2 separate regions of the Homo sapiens genome follow, and region 1 is linked to region 2. A link is a loop called in an ENCODE intact Hi-C map of the cell type or tissue named here. Cell type or tissue: HepG2. All regions are shown on one strand. Links, peaks and the distances in the headings refer to the core of each region. The heading gives the core; the rest is flanking DNA.

Region 1 (10,301 bases), core at 1,067-9,066, 49 kb after region 2:
TGCCTGGCTGCTGCAGCCTGCACATAGCTGCTCCCTTCCACCTCGCGGCAGTTCAAAATGAAGCTGTTGTCATTTCTGGAAGGAAACTAGCCCAGCAGATCAAGCAGAAAGTGCGGCAGGAGGTGGAAGAGTGGGTGGCCTCAGGCAACAAACCTGAGCATGATCCTGGTTGGCGAGAATCCTGCAAGTCCAAAACTCTTTAAGAACACGACAAAACCTTCCAGTGTGGATATCCTGGGAGGTCACTCTCCCCAGGCGCTGTCCACGTGGCATGGGGGAGCACAGGACTCTGCTCATAATATACAGGAGAGTCACAAAGGCAAAGAAAATGAGGAACAGAATAATCAAGAATGACATTAAGAAGCTTCAAAAAAGGCCAGGATCGGTGGCGCACACCCATAATCCCAGCACTTTGGGAGGCCGAGGTAGGTGGATCACTTGAGATCAGGAGTTCGAGACCAGCCTGGCCAACATGGCAAAACTCCATCTCTGCTGAAAATATAAAAATTAGCTGGGTTTGGTGGCATGCACCTGTAGTCCCAGCTACTCAGGAGGCTGAGGCAGGAGAATTGCTTGAACCCGAGAGACGGAGGTTGCAGTGAGCCGAGATTGTGCCACTGCACTCCAGCCTGGGTGACAGAGTGAAACCCTGTCTCAAAAAAAAAAAAAAAAAAAAAAAAAAGAACATGAAGCTTCAAAAGGCAGGTCTCTTGAAACCTTCTCCCCCAAAAGTACCTGCTGCTATAGTTCCAGCAAAAAAGATGACTTCTTGCAGGCAAGAAGGCTCCAGCCCAGAAGGTTCCTGCCCAGAAAGCCACAGGCTAGAGGCAGTGCCTCCTCTGAAAGCTCAGAAGTTTCAAAAGCAACGTGCCCAGAAAGCATGTTGTCCAAAAGCATCTGGCAAGAAAGCGTTAAGAGGCTATTATAAAAGTAGTAAAGGTTCTTTTTGACATGTTGGAAAAAGAGAGAGAGAGAGACTGAGACTGCAAAATCTGGCATCCAACAAAATAAAATTCACAATGTCTGGCAACCAATACAAATTAGCAGGCATGCAAAGAAGCAGAAAAATAGAACTAACACCCAGGAGAAACACTAACCAATAGAAACAGATCCATAAGTGACAGAGATAATGGATTAAGTAGACAAGGAACTTAAAATAGCTATTATAAATTTTAAAAATATTTTCAAGTATGGAAAGGAAAACATGAGCATGATAAGAAAGGAAAGGAAAGATCATGTTTTTTGTTTTTGTTTTTAAGACAGTTCTCACTCTGTTGCCCAGGCTGAAGTGCAGTGTGTAATCATGGCTCACTGAAGCCTCAACCTCCCAGACTCAACCCATCCTCCCATCTCAGCCGCCCGAGTTCTGGGACTATACAGGTGTATGCCACCACGCCCGGCTAATTTTTTTGTTTTCTTGTAGAGACAAGGTCTCCTTATGTTGCCCAGTCTAATCTCTAACTCCTGGGCTCAAGTGATCCTCCTGCCTCAGCTTCCCAAAGTGCTGGCATTACAGGCATGAGCATGCCTAGCCTAATATATATATACACATATATACAAGTATACATATATACGTGTGTGTATATATATATATATAGTTGTTATTGTTTTAAATACTAGAGACTTGGATTTTAATACTGATACTTCCACAGGCTGGCTGTGTGACCCTAAACAATACCTCTTCCCTCCCTGGGCTGATGACATCTGTTCTTATACTCTTGCCTTCCTTCTCTTCTCTCAATCTTTTTCTCATCCCCTAAGTTCTATATCCTAAATATCTCTTGAATCCATCACATGTATCTATCTCAGTTTCCCAATCACCTCTCCCCTAAACTATGACAACATGTCTCCCAGGTAGATTCCCATCCTAACCTCCGGCAATACATTTCCTCCACAACATAGCTGGAGGGATTTTGTTAAAATGAAACATGAATCGTTCATCTTTTATGGCCCTTCACGGCCCTTAGGATAAAGTCCACAACCCATATTGCAAAATAAAGGCCTTTCTCGGTCTGCTCCCCCTTTGCTTGCCCCCTTGAGCCTCTCCTGGAGTCATTCTTCCCTTCCCTTGTGGCTACCCCTGCCTTTTTATCTTGAGGCTCCCTGCCTGTAACATTTCCCCAATGACTTCTTACTCAGTTGAGATCTGATTCTTTTTTTTTTTTTTTTTTTTTTTTTTTTTTTGAGATGGAGTCTCACTCTATTGCCCAGGCTGGAGTGCAGTGGCACAATCTCGGCTCACTGCAACCTCCACCTCCTGGGTTCAAGCAATTCTCCTGCCTCAGCCTCCCGAGTAGCTGGGATTACAGGCGCCCGCCACCATGCCCAGCTAATTTTGTATTTTTAGTAGAGATGGGGTTTCACCACGTTGGCCAAGCTGATCTCGAACTCCTGATCTCTAATGATCTACCCACCTCAGCCTCCCAAAGTGCTGGGATTACAGGCATGAGCCACCGAGCCCAGCCTGATTCTGTTTTTTTTTTTGTTGTTTTTTGTTTTTTGTTTTTTGAGACAGTCTCACTCTGTTGCCCAGGCTGGAGTGCAGTGATGCAATCTTAGCTCACTGCAACTTCCACCTCCCGGGTTCAAGTGATTCTCCTGCGTCAGCCTACCAAGTAGCTGGGACTATAGGTGCGTGCCACTATGCCCAGCTAATTTTTGTATTTTTAGTAGAGGTGGGGTTTCACTATGTTGGTCCGGCTGGTCTCAAACTCCTGACCTCAAATGATCTATCCACCTCGACCTCCCCAAGTGCTGGGATTACAGGAGTGAGCCACTACCCTCGCTCCTGATTCTTTTTTAAGTGCCCAGTTTAAACACCACTTTCTCAAGGAAGACTTCCCTGACCCCCGTGTCCCTCCCCATGACTCAGTGAGGTGCTGCTCCTGCTATGTGCTCCCACATTTCTCTGATTTAATGGTCACAGAACTTCAATCCTACAATATTAACAAAGCTTAATTGTCTCCCCTGATCTTAGCCTCTGTGCCCCACGATATCCAGTGTCCAACCCAGTGCCCGGTTCTAAGAATGAATGAATGTTTATCCCACATAACATATTCGAGCTCTGCTCCTTCTACCCCATCCCCAGAATCCTGTTCTAGGCCACGTCCCCTCACACCTGGTTTGTGAAACAGCCTCAGATCAGCACCCCCAGCCTGAGGATCTCCTTCATCTAATCCACTCTGCTCACAGCAGCCAGAACAGCAAGAACCGTTGTCCTCAAGCATCATTTTGATCATATCACTCCCCTTCTTAGCAGCCTGCAATAGCTCCAATTGCCTCTTGAATTAAATTAAAACTCCTAATCACAGGCTTCAAGGGTCTCTACCAATTAGCTACCTCCCTTCCCCCACACCTAACTGCTGTCATCTTTTCACAGGCCCTCAAGCATGGCTTCCCTGCTGCCCTGCAAATCTGCTCCTAAGCCTGCCCCAATGGCACTCTCTCCTACCTTTTCAGCTTTCTCCCCTCTTTCTTTCTTTCTCCTAAATGATATCCCTTCCCCCACCTTAAAAATATCGCTCAATAATCATTTCCTTCATGAATACCTCCTAAGTCAACTCCATGTGGTTTTGTCCTGTCTATCACAACCTGTTATTAATCAAGCGCGTAGAGTATTTCTGCTTATTCATGTGCTGTGAGTGTCCTGTGCCCTGTGGCCGCTGCTAACTTACTGTTTGTACCATCTGCCCTCTTAGGGTCCAACAACTTCAAGGACAAGAATGATGTATTTTCATCACTTGTGACTTCCGGTGAGAGACCTGAAAATAGGAATTTCCAAACAAATCTGTTTTCCCTCAGGTTTCCTAGACCAGATTTCGGGTCGGTCTGACCAGGTGCAGCCCCATCCTAGCAGCAGATTGCTTGTTCTCAGCATTCCCATCATGGAGAATCTTAGTGTGGTGGTGAGGAAGAGGGACAATAACACTCCTGAGTGCTCACCTATGCCAGACACTGTGCGAGGAGCTTTACATGCGGCATTTCACTGATACCTCCCAGCAATCTGATGAATTAGAAATTATCATTCCTGATTTTAAATCGCATTAGGAGTCCAGGAGAATTTGTATCATCTGTCCTTGTCATTCAACAGGTTTTTCTGGCTCTAAAAAACATGCTTCTCTTCCTACATCAGGGAAGACATGCTTCTTTCTTTCTTTTTTTTTTTTTTTTTTAGTAGAGATGAGGTTTCACTATGTTGTCCAGGCTGGTCTCAACTCGTGAGCTCAAGCAATCCTCCTGCCTCTGCCTCCCAAAGTGCTGGGATTATAGTCGTGAACCACTGCACCCAGCCAGGGAGGACGTGTTTCTGAACAAGTGGTCCTTCTGGCAGAATGTCCCAAATATAAACCAAAATCGTGACAGGTGTTTTGACAACGGTGCATAGGCCACTTTAAGTCAGTGGTCACTATGCCTGTGCCACAAGCTTTGCTGCCTGTTTGCTTGTCTAGTCCTTGTGAGATAAGACTCTTTTATAAGTGATTACTTTTAAAATTTTAGTTGAAGATTCCCTTAAGCATTTGATGAAAGCCATTGAATCTCTCCCCCCAAAAGTACATAAACACACGAAATTTATGAACAATACCAGGGTGCTTGCAGAAACAACACTTCTTCCTTAACTTCTATCTATCTATCTATCAACTTCTCTGGATCTGTGTCTGGAGCCCCTGGTTTACAGCTCCTGGTTTATATGTTCTCCTTACACCTTTTCGATGTTACAGAATCCAGAACATATCACAAGCAAACTTTTGAGGACTCTATCAATATTAGCTATGTTTTAAAAGATGGGCTGCATCAGTCTTGAGTTATTTAAAGATGCAAAGATTAGCTTAAAAATGGAAACCTCGCCAGGTGAGTGGCTCACATCTGTAATTCCAGCACTTTGGGAGGCTGAAGTGGGAGGAGAGCCTGAGCCCAGGAGTTTAAAACCAGCCTGGGCAACATAGTGAGACCCCATCTCTACAAAAATAAAAAAAATTAGCTGGGGGTGATGGCATGAGCCTGTAGTACCAGCTACTCGGGAGGCTGAGGCAGGAGAATCACTTGAACCCGCGAGGTGGAGGTTGCAGTGAGCCGAGATTGTGCCACTGCACTCCAGCCTGGGCGACAGAGGAGACACCGTCTCAAAAAAATAAATAAAATAAAATAAAAGACCTAAGAGAAAACCTAGAGTCTGAAAAGACATTAGAGAAAGGGCTTCTTGAGAAAATAAATTTAATGATTCTTTCTTCTGGTTGTGCCCTTATTAATCTTTGGTCCCTGCTGTTGGTTTTAATCCCAACACCTTTATCCAGATTGGCCTTCATCCTGATTGCAGATAACACTATTATCCTGTTTCAGCTTAACTTTTGGAAGCACAGCAGCAGAGGCTGCTCTATTTATAAGATGAAGCTCCTTTTCAAACAACAGTCACTTCATTTTCCTGGAAAACTCTTCCCTTTGTAGTTAAGAAGAAAGAAAAAAAGAAAAAACAGGGAGGCTGTTTGAGGCTGAAGAGTGACCTCTCTCGGTGGAGAGGTGGAAGAGGTTCCTTATCAGGCCAGTTTCAACTGGGACAGGAAAGAGACCAAGCATCCATAGGTCCAGAGTGTCTGTGAACCCTCTTAAGTTGTAGGTAAAATTTGGGGATGTGAAATGTGCATTTATCTAGAAAATGGTCTAGAGCTTTCATCAGGTTCTCAAAGAATTCTTTGTTCTTTAAGGTCCACAGGGTTGGGCCTGTGCTTTCTCAAAGTGTTTGAGGTCAGAAGAGTGCCTGCAGCACAATCACTGGAGAGCTTGTTAAAAACTCAGATTCCTGGCCAGGCACGGTGGCTCATGCCTGTAATCCCAGCACTTTGGGAGGCCGACACGAGCAGATAGCTTGAGGTCAGGAGTTTGAGACAAGCCCAGCCAACAAACAGTGAAGCCCTGTCTCTACTAAAAATATAAAAATTGGGCATAGTGCTGCATGCCTATAATCCCCGCTACTCAGGAGGCTGAGGCAGGAGAATCGCTTAAACCCGGAAGACGGAGGTTGCAGTGAGCCAGGATTGCCCCACTGCACTCCAGCCTGGGAAACAAAGTGAGACTCTTGTCTCAAAAAAATAAATAAATAAAAATAAACAAATAAACAAAAACACACCTCAGATTCCTAGGCCCCACACCAGATTTTCTGAATTAGTATCTCTAGGGATATGGTCTGGGACTCTAAATTTTTAACAGTTTCCCAGGTGATTTGGTTAAATTTCTGCATTAACTAGGAAGTTCCAAGTGTTTAACACCATTTGTTAGAATAAGATCAACAATTAATTATAGTGCAGGGAAGTGCTTACATTTACCCAAATAGGCCTGGTTCCAATCTCAGCTCATGTAACCTTGGCAAACTATGAATCTCACTGCTCCTTAATTGCCTAATCTATATATATGGGCTAAATAATTTGTCTGTCTTAAGATAATATTGCCTAATACATAGCAGAAGTCCAAAAATATTATTTATTGTTCATAACTTCTCTTAAATACTGGACATTCCCCACACTCTCCAGGTACAATGTTTGTTTGTTTTTTAAAGTGTTTTATGAGGCTTTTTTCTGGTAAAGGTATCGTCAAACAAAACAAAATGAAACAAGACAGGTTAATCATCTTCTACAATGAAGTACCAGCCATATTTCAAGGGGTTTTGTTATGCCATCAAATATATTTGAGCTGTAAACTATAAACTGAAATTCTCTTTGTTTCAACCTAACAGAAAAATTAGCAGTATTAGCATTCTGTAGGCTTGACCACACTGCAACTCTCCCTGGAAACTCAGAGCAATTTTAGCAAATGGAAAGCATAGATACCAGTATTCGTCAACAAGGACAAAGTCTTCTATTACCCTATTGAGAGTGTTTGATTTAATTGAACACCTACTCTCTAACACGTCTTCAGAAGCAAAGTGCAAAAAAAGAGAAAAGGGCCAGGGGCGGCGGCTCATACCTGTAATCCCAGCACTTTGGGAGGCCGAGGCAGGCGGATCACGAGGTCAGGAGATCGAGACCATCCTGGCTAACACGGTGAAACCCCATCTCTACTAAAAATACAAAAAATTAGCCGGGCGCGGTGGCGGGCGCCTGTAGTCCCAGCTACTCGGGAGGCTGAGGCAGGAGAATGGCGTGAACCTGGGAGGTAGAGGTTGCAGTGAGCGAAGATAGCGCCACTGCAGTCCGGCCTGGGCGAAAGAGCGAGACTCCGTCTCAAAAAAAAAAAAAAAAAAATATTAGCCTGGCGTGGTGGCACATGCCTGTAATCCCAGCTACTTGGGAGGTTGAGGCAGGAGAATTGCTTGAACCCAGGAGGCGGAGGTTGTGGTGAGCCAAGATCGTGCCATTGCACTCCAGCCTGGGCAACAAAAGCGAAACTCTGTCTCAAAAAAAAAAAAAAGAAAAGAAATTCCTATTTTTGTAAAACCAGTTGTAAAATTCGTTTTTCTTAAAGTTGTAAAATTGCTGTGAACTCCCTTTCCCCATCCCCATGTACATGTACTGGAATGTTATCAGCAAATTCCTTCCCTCTGATAATTTTGCAGCTCTATTCTGCCAGAACTATAAGTTTTCTACCATTGGAAAAGCATTTACACAAATGTTCATTTTTTTACATACCAAAGAAAATGTACCTTGGCTCAAGATGTAAGCAGGAAATCAAAAGGAAATATAATACCTAAATAAAAACAAATTCTACTAATTCATTTTTACATAGAATAACTAAAGTTTCCATTTGTCTTTGTTTTTGTTGTTTTAATTTTTTAAAATTACAGATGGGGTCTTGCTTCGTTGTTCAGGCTGTTCTTGAACTTCTGGGCTCCAGGAATCCTCCCACCTTGGCTTCCCAAAGTGCTAGAATTACAGGTGTGAGCCACCACACCAGGCCTAAGTTTCCGCTAGATTACCTAAAGGATCTTATAATTTGTTTCGGTGACTTTTTTGAGGTTAGACATTAATTCTAGTCACTGGTAGAAGATGTGTTTGGGGCATGAGAAACTGGCTCTGAGAAGAGCCGATATTCAAGAGGTAGAATACAGTGGTCTGCTTACCTTAAATTTATCATCTTATGATTCCTAAAAAAAAAAAAAAAAAAAAAAATGGAGGCCAGGTGTGGTGGCTCACGCCTATAATCCCAGCACTTTGGGAGGCCGAGGCGGGGAGATCACCTGAGGTCAGGAGTTCAAGGCCAGCCTGGCAAACATGGGAAACCCCATCTCTACTAAAAATACAAAAAACGAAAAAACAAAAGACCTAACTGGGTGTGATGGTGGGTGGCGCCTGTAATCCCAGCTACTTGGGAGGTGGAGGTTGCAGTGAGCTGAGATTGAGCCACTGCACTTCAGCCTGGGCCACAGAGTGAGATTCCTCACCCCTGCAAAAAAAAAAAAAAAAAAAAATTGTTGTTGTTATAGAGATGAGGTCTTGCTATATTGCCCAGGCTGGTCTCAAACTCCTGGCTTCAAGCAATCCTCCTGCTTTAGCCTCCCAAAGTGCTGGGATTACTTTGGTGTGAGCCACCGTGCCCAGCTCATCTTATGATTCTTAAATCTATTTACCAAAATCTTCCTAAATAGGATAAACTCAGATTTTTGTATTCCTTGATTGCCATCTGCTGGTGGTCCTCCATACTAGAAAATAAAAATTCCTGGGAAGACAGCAACAACCTGGTAATTGCTTGATTTAAGTAGTTCTTGAAAACTTGGAGAGAATATTTCTTTAAACATTTTTTTCTGTTTATTTTGAGACCAGGTTATGAGACTGGCTAATTTTTATATTTTTGGTACAGATGGGGTTTTGCCATGTTGCCCAGGCTGATCTCAAACCCCTGGGCTCAAGCAATCCACCTACCTCGGCCTCCCAAAGTGCTGGGATTACAGCCATGAGCCACTGCACCGGCCAGAGAGAATATTTCTAATGCCCTCGATGATACAAGACAGTCGAAGGCAAAGTGAGGAAGGGACATTAGGTAATAATAACAATAGCAATTATGATAACTAACTTCATTCAATCAATAAATATTTATTGAGTATCTACTATCCTGAATAGAGAGGTAAACAAGACAGACAAAATCTCTGTCTTCATGGAGATTTTAAGCAAATATGATATAAAGTAGTTACTTTATATCATAAAGTGTTACTCAGAAAAATAAACCAGGGCAAGGAACTGGAAAGTGATGGCAGAAGGAGGGCACTGTTTTAGATGAAGAGGCCTGAAAGGCCTTTAGGAGGTGACATTTGCATTTTTTAACATTGAGTATTAACATAAATATTCAACAAAGTGGATTTTGTTGAATATTTCTTTCTTCCTTTTTTTTTTGAGACATGGTCTCACTCTGTCATTCATGCTGGAGTATAGTAGTGCAGTCACTGCTCACTGTGGCCTTGACCTCCTGGGCTCAAGCGATCCCTCCCATCTCAGCCTCCTGAGTAGCTGGGACTATAGGCATGCGTCACCATGCTTGGCTAATTTTTAAAATCTTTTTGTAGAAACAAGGTCTCACTCTATTGCCCAGACTGGTCTCAAACTCCTGGGCTCAAGCAGTCCTCCCACTTCAGCCTCCGAAAGTACTGGGATTGCAGGTGTGAGCCACTGTGCCCGGTCTGAATATTTATTTATGCAGGCCCTGAGTCCACAGCTGCCTATGCAGCATATTATGTAATCCTCTCAACAACCTATGAGGCAGATGCTACTACTAGCCTCATCTTACTGATTAGCAATTTGAAGGAGAGAAAGATGGAGCTGGTATTCAAACAGAGGCACTGTCCTTTTATAACACTATAACTTTTCAAAGCTCTTTCATGCAAATGCAATAATATATGCAGAAATGTTTTGTGGATGATAAAGTACTATGCAAATGTAAGTAATTATCACTATTTTAATGTAATCTGATTTGACCTTCATAGTATCCCTGTAAAGGGGATAAAGTGTGTAATATTATATCATTTTGTAGATGATAAAACAAACACACTCAATTGTAAAGTGCAAAGTGATGTGACTTGTCCAAGGTCACAAAGTTAGTTAATGGCATATTCAGAATTAGAGCTTATGTTTTTAAGGAGCATTATTTTAAAGTTTTGTACTTTTATACTTTTATCTCTTGAGATGATAAATTATACTAAGTATTTTTCTTGCCAAGCTTATTTATAACCACATTAATCATAGGAATTAAAAACAGTTTAGGGGCCAGGCACGGTGGCTCATGCCTGTAATCCCAGCACTTTGGGAGGCCAAGGCAGGAGGATCGTCTGAGATCAGGAGTTTGAGACCAATCTGGCCAATGTGGCGAAACTCTGTCTCTACTAA
Region 2 (10,301 bases), core at 777-8,776:
CCAGCCTGGGAGACAGAGCGAGACTCTGTCTCAGAAAAATAAATAAATAAATAAATAAACCCAGTTGGAAACTCACAGGGGCAAGAACAGGAAATTAGTGTAGAGGGTAACTATATGGATAAATCTAAATAAATACTGGCTGTATACAATGATGTGATGTGGAGTTAACATATATATATATAGACACACACACACACACATACAGAGAGAGAGAATAAAATGCACAAGTGACATAAAAGTCAAGAGGTGATTTGTATTAGGGTTCTCCAGGAAAAACAGAACCAAGAGGAGAGAGAGCTATATGGTATATAAGCCATATTATATATGATAATATATAAGCCACTTTTAATTTAATTTTATTTTTTGAGACAGAGTCTCACTCTATCGCCCAGGCTGGAGTGCAGTGGCGCAATCTCGGCTCACTGCAACCTCCATCTCCCAGGTTCAAGCAATTCTCCTGCCTCAGCCTCCCAAGTAGCTGGGATTACAGGCACATGCCACCATGCCCAGCTAACTTTTGTATTTTTAGTAGAGATGGGGTTTCACCATGTTGGCCAGGCTGGTCTTGAACTCCTGACCTCAGGTAATCTGCCTGCCTCAGCCTCCCAAAGTGCTGGGATTACAGGCGTGACCCACCATGCCTGGCCATAAGCCACTATTTAATAATTAATATGTATGTCATAGGAGATAGATATTTTATATATATGTTTTATGTTTAATATATGTCATAGGAAATACATAATCTACATATATAACATTCTATATGAAACATAATCTACATGTTATATGATCTATATATTATGTATTCTCTATGTATTATATGTCTCCTATAACATATATTATATATATTTAGCATATAAATGTCTCCTATGACATACATACATACTGTAAGAAATTGGCTTATGTGATTATGGCACCTGAGACATCCCAAGATGTGCATTTGGCAAGCTGCAGCCCTGGGAAAGCTGTCGATGTGGTTCCAATATGAGGGCAGGAGACTAATGCCCCAGCTCAGAAGTCAGGCAGGAAAAGTTTCATCTTATCAGCCTTTTTATTTTATTCAGGTATTCAATTAATTCGATGAGGTCCACCAACATTGGGGAGGACAATCTGCTTTATTCAGTCTACTGATTCTAATGCTAAGCTCATTCAGAAATACCCTCACAAACACACCCAGAATAATGTTTGATCAAATGTCTGGGCACCCTGTGGCCCAGTCAAATTGACACATAAAATTAATCATCACAATATTCTTGGAGTTAAAATGTTTTAGGGTTGTTGCATTATTTGGGAATAAGATAAAAATTCAAGTAACATTGGAGATTAGGATTAATGTTGAAACCTTCAAGGTAACTGCTAAAAGAAAGTAAAAGAGGGTGTAACTATCAAACCAATGGAGGAAGGGGGAAATATCAATATAACAGAAATCAAGAAAAGAGGGAAACAGGAACACAGGACAGGACAAATAGTAACATGATATATTAAACTCAAATATCAGTAAGTAGATTAAATAGAAGAGGGAAAGAAGGGAGGGAGGGAAGAGGGAGGGAGGGAGGAAGGGAAGGAAGTCCCAATTAATTTTACAAAGTCAGCATCATCTTGATATCAAACCTGATGAACATAGCACAAAAATGAACTAAAAAACTCACTAAAAAATATTGAGAGCGAAAACAAAACAAAAATATTGAGAGTGGCAGGAGGCAGCCAAACGCCTAGGCAAACAGGGATGGGTCCCTGGTGAAACCCCATCTTCAAGCCTAAAAGCCTGAAACCTGCAGCCCAAAGTGAGAACTTCTATTCCTGTTTGCTCACTCTCTCTTGATTGGTTCTTTCTGAATAATGTCTTTTTACCAATCCAGTGTTGTCTTTTCCAAAACTACGTGTGGCCCACCACACTCCACCCACCCCCATCCTGTGCCTATAAAGATCCCAGACTCAGTCAGTAGAAAGGAGAGATGGCTGGACTTTGGGGAAGAGATGGCCAGATTTTGGGGAAGACTATCTGCTTTTCCCATCCCCTCTCCAGCTCCCCTCTAGGCTAAGAGCCATTTCCACTGCTCAATTAAGTTCTCTACCCTCACCATCCTTCAAGTGTCCACACAACTTCATTCTTCTTGGATGCTGGATGGACAAGAGCTCAGGACCCACTGAGTGTGGGGACCCAAAAAGGCTATCACACCGGCCCTTTGCCCTTGCTGTTAGAGGGCAGCCACCCCACGTGATGAGACAAGGGGCCAGCTGAGCTGTTAACACATAGCCATCTGCAGATGGCAGCGCTAAGAGAGCACTGTAACACTCCCCCTGGGGTTTTGGGGTCATGGGCACCCTCATCTCGGTGATGCCATGGGCCCTGCACAGAGCTTGCTCCCGCCAGTGCCCAAAGTGGCCAGCCAGATCCTGCACTCACTCGCTCACTCCTGATCTGGCCATGAGCCCCACATGGAGCCTGCTCCTGCCAGTGACTAGAACAGCTGGCGAGATCCCACACTCACTTGCTCATGGCTGGTTTGGCCATGGGCCCCACATGGAGCTTGCTTCTGCTGGTGCCCGGAGCGGCCGGCTGGATCCTGCACTCACTCGCTCACAGGCTCCCACCCACAAGGGGTTGAATGTGGTGGGCCGAGCAAGTGTTCCCTCCGGTTGGGAGTCCAGTGAAGGGGCCAAGAAAAATCCTGCATCAATCTGAAGACAAAATGTCACATATAGTATTTGTGGACTTAACAGTATGCCAAAAGAATAGTACACTTTGAACAAATTAGAGATTATCCTAGGAATTTAAGTTACTAAGAGATCAGTGTAACTGAGGCGACCTTTAGTTGTATAGCCATCAGGAGTTACTTGTCCTTTTAACAACTATGAATCTCATTGGAGCCCTGAGTCTGCACAACTGGGATTGTCCTTGCAGATACTTAGAAGTTGTACAAGTCTGCCCTGGCTATCCCTTCACCTGAGCTACTATTTCGAGACAGCTGTCTACTCTGAAGGTTACCTCTTGCTGTAACTGTATTTCCAGGATGCTACTGCAGAAATTATAAAGAAAATGACTCAGATTTGTTTGTGTTAAAAAAAATCAACTAGAAGTAATATGCAGCATATATGACAATTCAAAGATCTTAATGTGTAAAGTGTTCTAAATGCAATAATGAAAATGAATTTTAATTTATAAAATTAAATTTAAAATAAAATTATTTAGAGGTAAATAAATATAGAAAAATAAAGTAGGGCATGGTGGCTCATGCCTGTAATCCCAGCATTTGGGAGGCTGAGGCGGGAGGATTGCTTGAGTTCAGGAGTTCAAAACCAGCCTGGGTAACCTGGTAAAACCCCATCTCTACAAAAAATAAATAAAAAAATAAATTAGCTGGGCATGGTAGCGTGTGCCTCTAGTCCTAACTACTTGGGAGGCTAAGGTGGGAGGATTGCTTGAGCCCAAGAGGTCAAGGCTGAAATGAGCCAAGATCATGCCACTGCACTCCAGCCTAGGAGACAGAGCGAGACCTTGTCTCAAAAAAAATCAGCAAAGGAAAAGGTACAGAGAATTCTAAAACAAAGTTAGGCAGCAAAGATATGAATAGGTGTTCATATCTACCCACTAAAGAAACACAAATTATAGCTACATGGTGATACTATATTCCATCTAATGGACTGGCAGATATTGAAAAGGAATGATAATGTCTGGTATTGGCATGAGAACAATGAATTTATATAATATATGGTGTGAGTGCAAATGGATACAAACTTTCTAAAGGGACATTTTCTTAATTATTTAGGCTTAATTCCTGGAAGCAGAATTGACTGTCAAACAGATTGCATCAAGGTATTTGCTGCTTTGAAGTTGGGTTGAAGGGTACATTCAGACTCAGATCCAATTCCACTTCTTCCATGACATCTTACATGATTTTCTTCTGCTCCTGACTCTTCATATTTCTTAAAGAAACAATTTGCCATAAAGGAAAAGGCAAGGACTTTGAAATCAGACCTGGGGCTTTCCCCCTACTTGGGTAAGCGATTTGGTTCTCTGAGCCTTGGTTTCTACACCTGTGAAATGGGAGTTCATAATACTTGCCTCAAAAAAAAAAATTTGCACAAATTAAGTATACAAAAAGCCTACAGCACAATACCCAACCTGGAGTATTTCATGCTGCTCAGTAAGTACTTGTCCATCTGTTTCCTTATGGGCTACACTGCACAAATTGGCTATGTAATTTGGCACTTGTTTATGTACCCGCTCATGCTGTTACCAGCTTCTTTATTGTTCTTTATTGTGTGTGATTGTTATTCCTCCTCTCCAGACTACATTGTAATCTCTTCCAATTCAAGGACTCTATCTCCTTTGTCCTTTGTACCCATAGTTCAATGAATGGTTTTTGAAGTTAGAGTAGCAGTTGTTTGAGAAAAGATAAAATACATTCCTGAACTACACTGTATGATGTTAGAAGGTGTCTTTGTAGCAGGTCTACAGAAAAGAATGTTTGAGACCTTGAAGAAAAGTCCTTCAGCTGCCCATAAAAAGTATAAATGGTAGAAACATAACTATTTAGTGGAAAGTGAGAAGCACTGCTTTGCCACTCATGAACCCCTCGTGTTAAAGCACTGAAGATTCCAGGCTGGAGCCAGTGCTGAGTATCATGAATTACTGCCCTTAAAACTAGCATCTCAAGTCATATATAATACCTTTTCTGGGCAAGAGTCCCATCTCCTTAATCTCTGCTAAATGAGTGTTTATTAGATCTGGCTGTTGAAAAATACCAAGTTAAATCAGACAGTTAAAAAAAATCAACATGATGCCCATAACTGGTTTAATTTATCTTCCCTCTTCAGTAATCCCACACATTACCTACTTATTTGCTGTAATGAACATGCCATTCAGCTAAAATAAGATTAACTGCTTAAACCATGGCATTACAGGCAGAGAACTTTAATGCCGCTTTGTGTTTCATTGTAAGGGTTCAGCAGTTAAACGATATGCTGTTGTCGTTTCTTCCATTGTAATCAAGACGGTTTCACTTAGGATTAGTGCTCCCCAGCTGATTCTCCTGATGGAACATTTGAAGCAGCAAATTTATATGTCTAAGTTACAGCCTGGCAGCAATAACAACCTTCTGAATCAAACCTGTTGGCCTCATCAGCACTCAAATTGCACTGCTCTTTGTGAAGCCCCATCTGCTCTAATGGTGATGGAAATCTCGCCTGCCATGCAGACCAGGGATGGAAAATTGAAAGGGGACTTGGGCATGCATCTGGAAAATAGCACTGTGATGCCCCAGGTGGGATCAGGATTCAGAAAATTAACCCACATTCCCCCACGTGAATGAGCATTTGCCTGTTCTCTGCATCAAAGTCAAATCCCACTTCTTCAATGGTGCTTTCTGGACTGTTCCAGCCCCACTCATCTCTCTTTTCTTTGAACTCATTATAATTATACATCTTCCTACATTACTTAAGGCCAATTATTTATTGATTTATGCAAATCATGTCATTATTTCCTCCGAGGTAACACTGTCTCTTCACTTAGACTGCAAGCTCTTATAAGTCAGGGACTAATAAATAACTGCGTGGTCCTGGGCCTATAGGAAGGGCCCATAGGAAGCTCCTTGACTGAGGGAAATACCCTCTGTGCACTGTGACCAATATTAAGATTCTGCCTGGATAGTCCAGAGTGGGGAAGCAGCTTCAGCTGAGTGTGCTTGAACCCCTCTCGTGATCCTCCCTTCTCTTTCATGGAGTATATTTTACTCCTGTGGCTCATCACATCTGGCACCACAAAGAGAGTCAATATGATGACCCACAGATGTGTCCATCCATTTGTTCAGTTATCCACTCAGTAAATATTTATCGCTGGGCCTTATGCCTACAATCCTAGCACTTTGGGAGGTGGAAGGATCACTTGAGCCCAGAAATTAGAGACCAGCCTAGGCAACAGAGCAAGACCCTACCTCTACCAAAAAACAAACAAACAAAAAAATAGCCAGGTGTGGTGGTGCACATCTGGAGTCCCAGCTACTCTGGAGGCTGAGATGGGAGGATCACTTGAGCCCAGGAATTTGAGATTGCAATGAGTTATGATCACACCACTGCACTCCAGCTTGGGTGACAGAGCGAGGTGCTTAATAATTAGTAATTTATTTTAATTTAACTTTAATTTTTTTTGAGACAGAGTCTCGCTCTGTCACCCTCTGTCACGCTCTGTCACGCTCTGTCACAGGCTGCAGTGCAGTGGCGCGATCTCGGCTCACTGCAAGCTCCACCTCCCAGGTTCACACGATTCTCCTGCCTCAGCCTCCTGTGTAGCTGGGACTACAGGCGCCCGCCACCACGCCTGGCTAATTTTTTTTGTATTTTTAGTAGAGACGGGGTTTCACTGTGTTGGTCGGGATGGTCTTGATCTCCTGACCTCGTGATCCATCTGCCTTGGCCTCCCAAAGTGCTGGGATTACAGGCATGAGCCACTGTGCCCGGCCTTTAATTTAACTTTAAATTAATGTTTAAATTAATAATTTAAAATTAAATTATTATTTACCAAGAACCTACTGTGTGGCAGGTCTTGTTTCTCAGGAATCTGAGAACTGAGAAACTCTTTGGTGGTATTTTGGCAGAAATGGCAGAAAGTTTGAAAGAGCTAGAAGAAAACCCATTTCTTCTTATACACTACCCTTCAAACCCAACTTTGGAGCAGAAGCAAACTTCTGCAGAACTTCCTTTTCCTGTGTGTTTATTCACCACTCCTCCCCATACTCTTCTCTCCTCCTGCTTAAATTGCCTTGAGGATGAAGCTTCTCCTTCCCTGCCTTCCTGGCTGTGATAATAGCAGGCTATTGAATTTTCCGGTGTGAAATTGGTTTGCTCAGGTCGCCACTAGGCAGGCTGCACTTGCTAGGTTGGATGGGTTCCAGGTATGCTGCTGTGGGTGGGGTTTAGGTTGAGTCAGGACTCCTTCATTGGGTGGGAAAAGGGTGAGGAGGGAAGGAGGAAATTAGGTTGGTTTTACCTTCTCTGCCTAGGGGATTACATTAACTATTTAGCAAAACAAGGAGACCTTCCTTGGTTCCCTCTCTCATTGACCACGTCTTAACCCTTCCAGGATAAAGCCAGAGCCTCAGATGCCTGTGGTTTGATCTGAGCTTGGGTCTGGGGGCACTGGAGCAGCTGCCCTCCAAGCCAGACCTCCTGGGAACTCTTCTGGGAAACTGTCTTCACAGCTATGAATCCAATAGTGATGATCCCTAATCCTTTGCTTCCTTCATGTTCCTGCTAAAAATAGGGATACACTGGAATAATAGACGGTTGAAAGGGAATATTAATCATCTTTTATTCCAGGTCTCCTTATTTCTCAAGTGTAGGAATTACAACTTAGTCACACTAGCTTATGCAAGCAGATGGCACATTTGTGGCAGAGCCAGGACTGTACGCAGGTCCTGACTCCCAGGCTGGAGCTGTCTCATATGCCATGGCGTTTCTCATAATTCCCTTCTCCATCACTCTGTTCCCAGGCTTCCTCTACTGCTTCTCAGTCTATTCCTTTTCCCTTGGCTGGCTACACTTACTGTTTCTTTTCCTCTTAGAATTTCAAAAGCAGAAACTACTAGCATAAGAAGGAAAATAAAGAATGAAAATGAGCAAAACTAGTTTCCCCAAAATTCTCCGAAACACCTTTGATTTATCAATAGTTTGCTAATAAAACTTCCTTAGATCGTATCTGCTTAAACATTCATTCCATTGAATTTACTGTGGACTCATGGAAGTTTCTTAAGCCTGTTTCTAATAGGAAGAGCATGTTACTTTTTCTTTTTTAGATGGAGTTTTGCTCTGTCACCCAGGCTGGAGTGCAGTGGCACAATCTTGGCTCACTGCAACCTCTGCCTCCCAGGCTCAAGCAATTCTTCCGGCTCAACCTCCCAAGTAGCTGGGATTACAGGCATATGCCACCATGCCCGGCTACTTTTTGTATTTTTAGTAGAGACGGGGTTTCTCCATGTTGGCCAAGCTGGTCTCAAACTCCTGACCTCAGGTGATCCGCCTGCCTCAGCCTCCCAAAGTGCTGAGGTTACAGGTGTGACCCACTGTGCCCAGCCCCCGCTTTTTTTTTTTTTTTTTAAAGTTCAGACTTGTTTTGATTACAAGTGACAGAAACCCAACTCAAAACTCAAACTAGCTTAAGCATAAAAGGAGATTTACTGGATCACATAACTGGGAAGTCCAGAAATTGATCTCGCTTCTAGTTTGACCAGACTCAAGAACTTGAAGGAAGTCACCATCTTCACTCTCCACCCACTTGTCTATGTTGTCTTTGTTCTTGTTGTGGGGAAAAAAAAGAGGCTGCAGCATCCCCATTCACATATTTCTGAAAGTAAGGCCCCTTCTCCTTCAGCTCCAAATGGAAAAGTCACCAAAAAAGGCATTGATTGGCCTAGATTGAGGCACATGGCCACCAATATATCAATCACACTGCCCAAGAGAATGAGGCACTATCATGGGCTGGGTTTGAGATACTATTCTTGGTTGCACCTACCACTACCACACACACACCCCACTGTGGTCAGAGGGACAGAGTCCTGCAATTGGCAGGCTCATCAAAATCATGTAGAGTAGCAGAAGAGCAGTTCCTCACAAAAGGAAATTCAGAAAAGACAACATTGGCAGATTCCTACTTGAAACATCCTTCCACTGTGTCCCCCGAAGACAATTGGTTTTTGGTTCCTTTGGAGTAGATGTCTATCTGGAGCCTTCCCATTGACCTTGTGTATCTCACCTGTCATCACCACTGACAGGGACCATGGCAGTATCTGCTCACTGGTGTCATCTCCATTCTCTCCCTTTCCCATATATTTAATACTCTACCAGGTTAATATTCTTAGACTACATATCTGATCTTCTGTGCTCATCTACTCGAAAATCTTTAATTAAATCTGTAAGATTTTAAATATCACATAAATCCAGTCCTGTGATTTATGGAGGTTGCCACAAGGCAACAGAATGGTCTTGTCAGGCAACTGCCATGGCTACTAGCTAAATCCATGCCCTGTGGCATGAGGCACCCAAAGTCTGGCTCCAGGAAGCCATCATTTCCCTTAGGACTGAAGGAGCAAGGGGAGAGAAAAGTGGTATTAGAGCCTGGTGACATGGGCCACCTGATGGGAGTGATAGGTGCGGAGCATGACAGCTACCAACAGACACAGCTCCTAAGCAAAGGCATAGATAATAAAGCCTGACCCCTCTCTCCTCTTGCCCTCTGATCTGAAGGGGTTGGTTCAGTCTCCTTGGGCACAGAGCAGGGCAAGGAAGGATGAAAAATGAATCCAGGAGGCAAGTAGAGAAATTATAACCTGCGCAGTTGTCTCAGAGCTACACAACAGCTCTGTAATTCAGCCACTGCTCTAACTTGTACAGCAAATGGAACCATGCAGTGGCTCATGCCTGTAATCCCTGCACTTTGGGAGGCCGAGGCAGGTGGATCACTTGAGGTCAGGCGTTCAAGGCCAACCTGGCCATGGTGAAATGCTGTCTCTACTAAAAATACAAAAATTAGCCAGGCATGGTGCTGCACACCTGTAATCCCAGCTACTCAGGAGGCTGAGGCAGGAGAATCACTTGAACCCAGGAGGCGGAGGTTGCAGTGAGCCAAGTTCATGCCACTGCACTCCAACTGGAGTGACAGAGCCAGACTCTGTCTAAACAAACAAACAAACAAACAAAACTAGCAGGCATGGTGACATATGCCAACTACTCAGGAGGCTGAGGTGAGAGGATCAGTTGAGCCCAGGAGTTTGACGCTTCAGTGAGCTATGATTGCACCACTGCACTGCAGCCTTGGCCATAGAGTGCGACTCTGTCTCTAAAAAAAAGAAAAAGAAAATGATTCTCTGAAGAATCTCTCTTGAGGAAAAACCCCTAGTGGAGTGGGGGCAGCTCTCAGAGCTCAGGACCACCCACTTTCTTACTGTGCTTTGAGAGGGCAGCCCAGAATCTTCAGCACTGCATGGGCAGCTCGTCTTGGAGTCTCACTGTGCGCCTTTCCTCCGTGTCACCTCTCTAGCTATCCTCCAGGACAGCCTCAGCCCTTATTGCTGTATTCCTTCATGCTACAGGGAGGAGAAGCACCTGTCAGAGTATAAAAGTGAGCAGATGATAGTCAAATAAGAGTTGCTTCAATTACTAAGATGTATTTCATTTTTTTGTTTGTTTTGTTTTGTTCTTTGTTTGTTTGTTTGTTTTTTGAGACACAGTCTTGCTCTGTCACCCAGGCTGGAGTGCAGTGGCGCAATCTCGGCTCACTGCAACCTCTGCCTCCCGGGTTCAAACAA

What was found. Hi-C counts contacts between places; a loop is a spot of excess contacts. Peaks named below come from ENCODE experiments on the same cell type or tissue, not always from the same donor. Only the 100,000 strongest peaks of a DNase experiment are listed, where the experiment ranks them.
Region 1: a loop joins it to region 2, with 4 times the contacts of the local background. A loop is called at or near these places in 24 of 110 quality-filtered maps.

What each region holds. Positions count from the first base shown.
Region 1 is chr6:107,975,699-107,985,999 of GRCh38, reverse strand. It overlaps the pseudogene MTHFD2P3. Among named protein-coding and RNA genes, the nearest start is that of SEC63, 23 kb to the right of the region's middle. In HepG2, for the core only: CTCF peaks have their summits at 5,502 and 8,612 (motif pointing left); DNase peaks (open chromatin) are centred at 5,489 and 8,611.
Region 2 is chr6:108,024,369-108,034,669 of GRCh38, reverse strand. It overlaps LOC105377929 (a long non-coding RNA gene), which reads left to right. Exons shown (of 2, transcript XR_942843.2): 2 at 3,771-5,439. Among named protein-coding and RNA genes, the nearest start is that of OSTM1, 45 kb to the left of the region's middle. RefSeq lists enhancers at 1,908-2,407, 2,408-2,909. In HepG2, for the core only: no CTCF peak of the experiment used is centred there; a DNase peak (open chromatin) is centred at 4,339.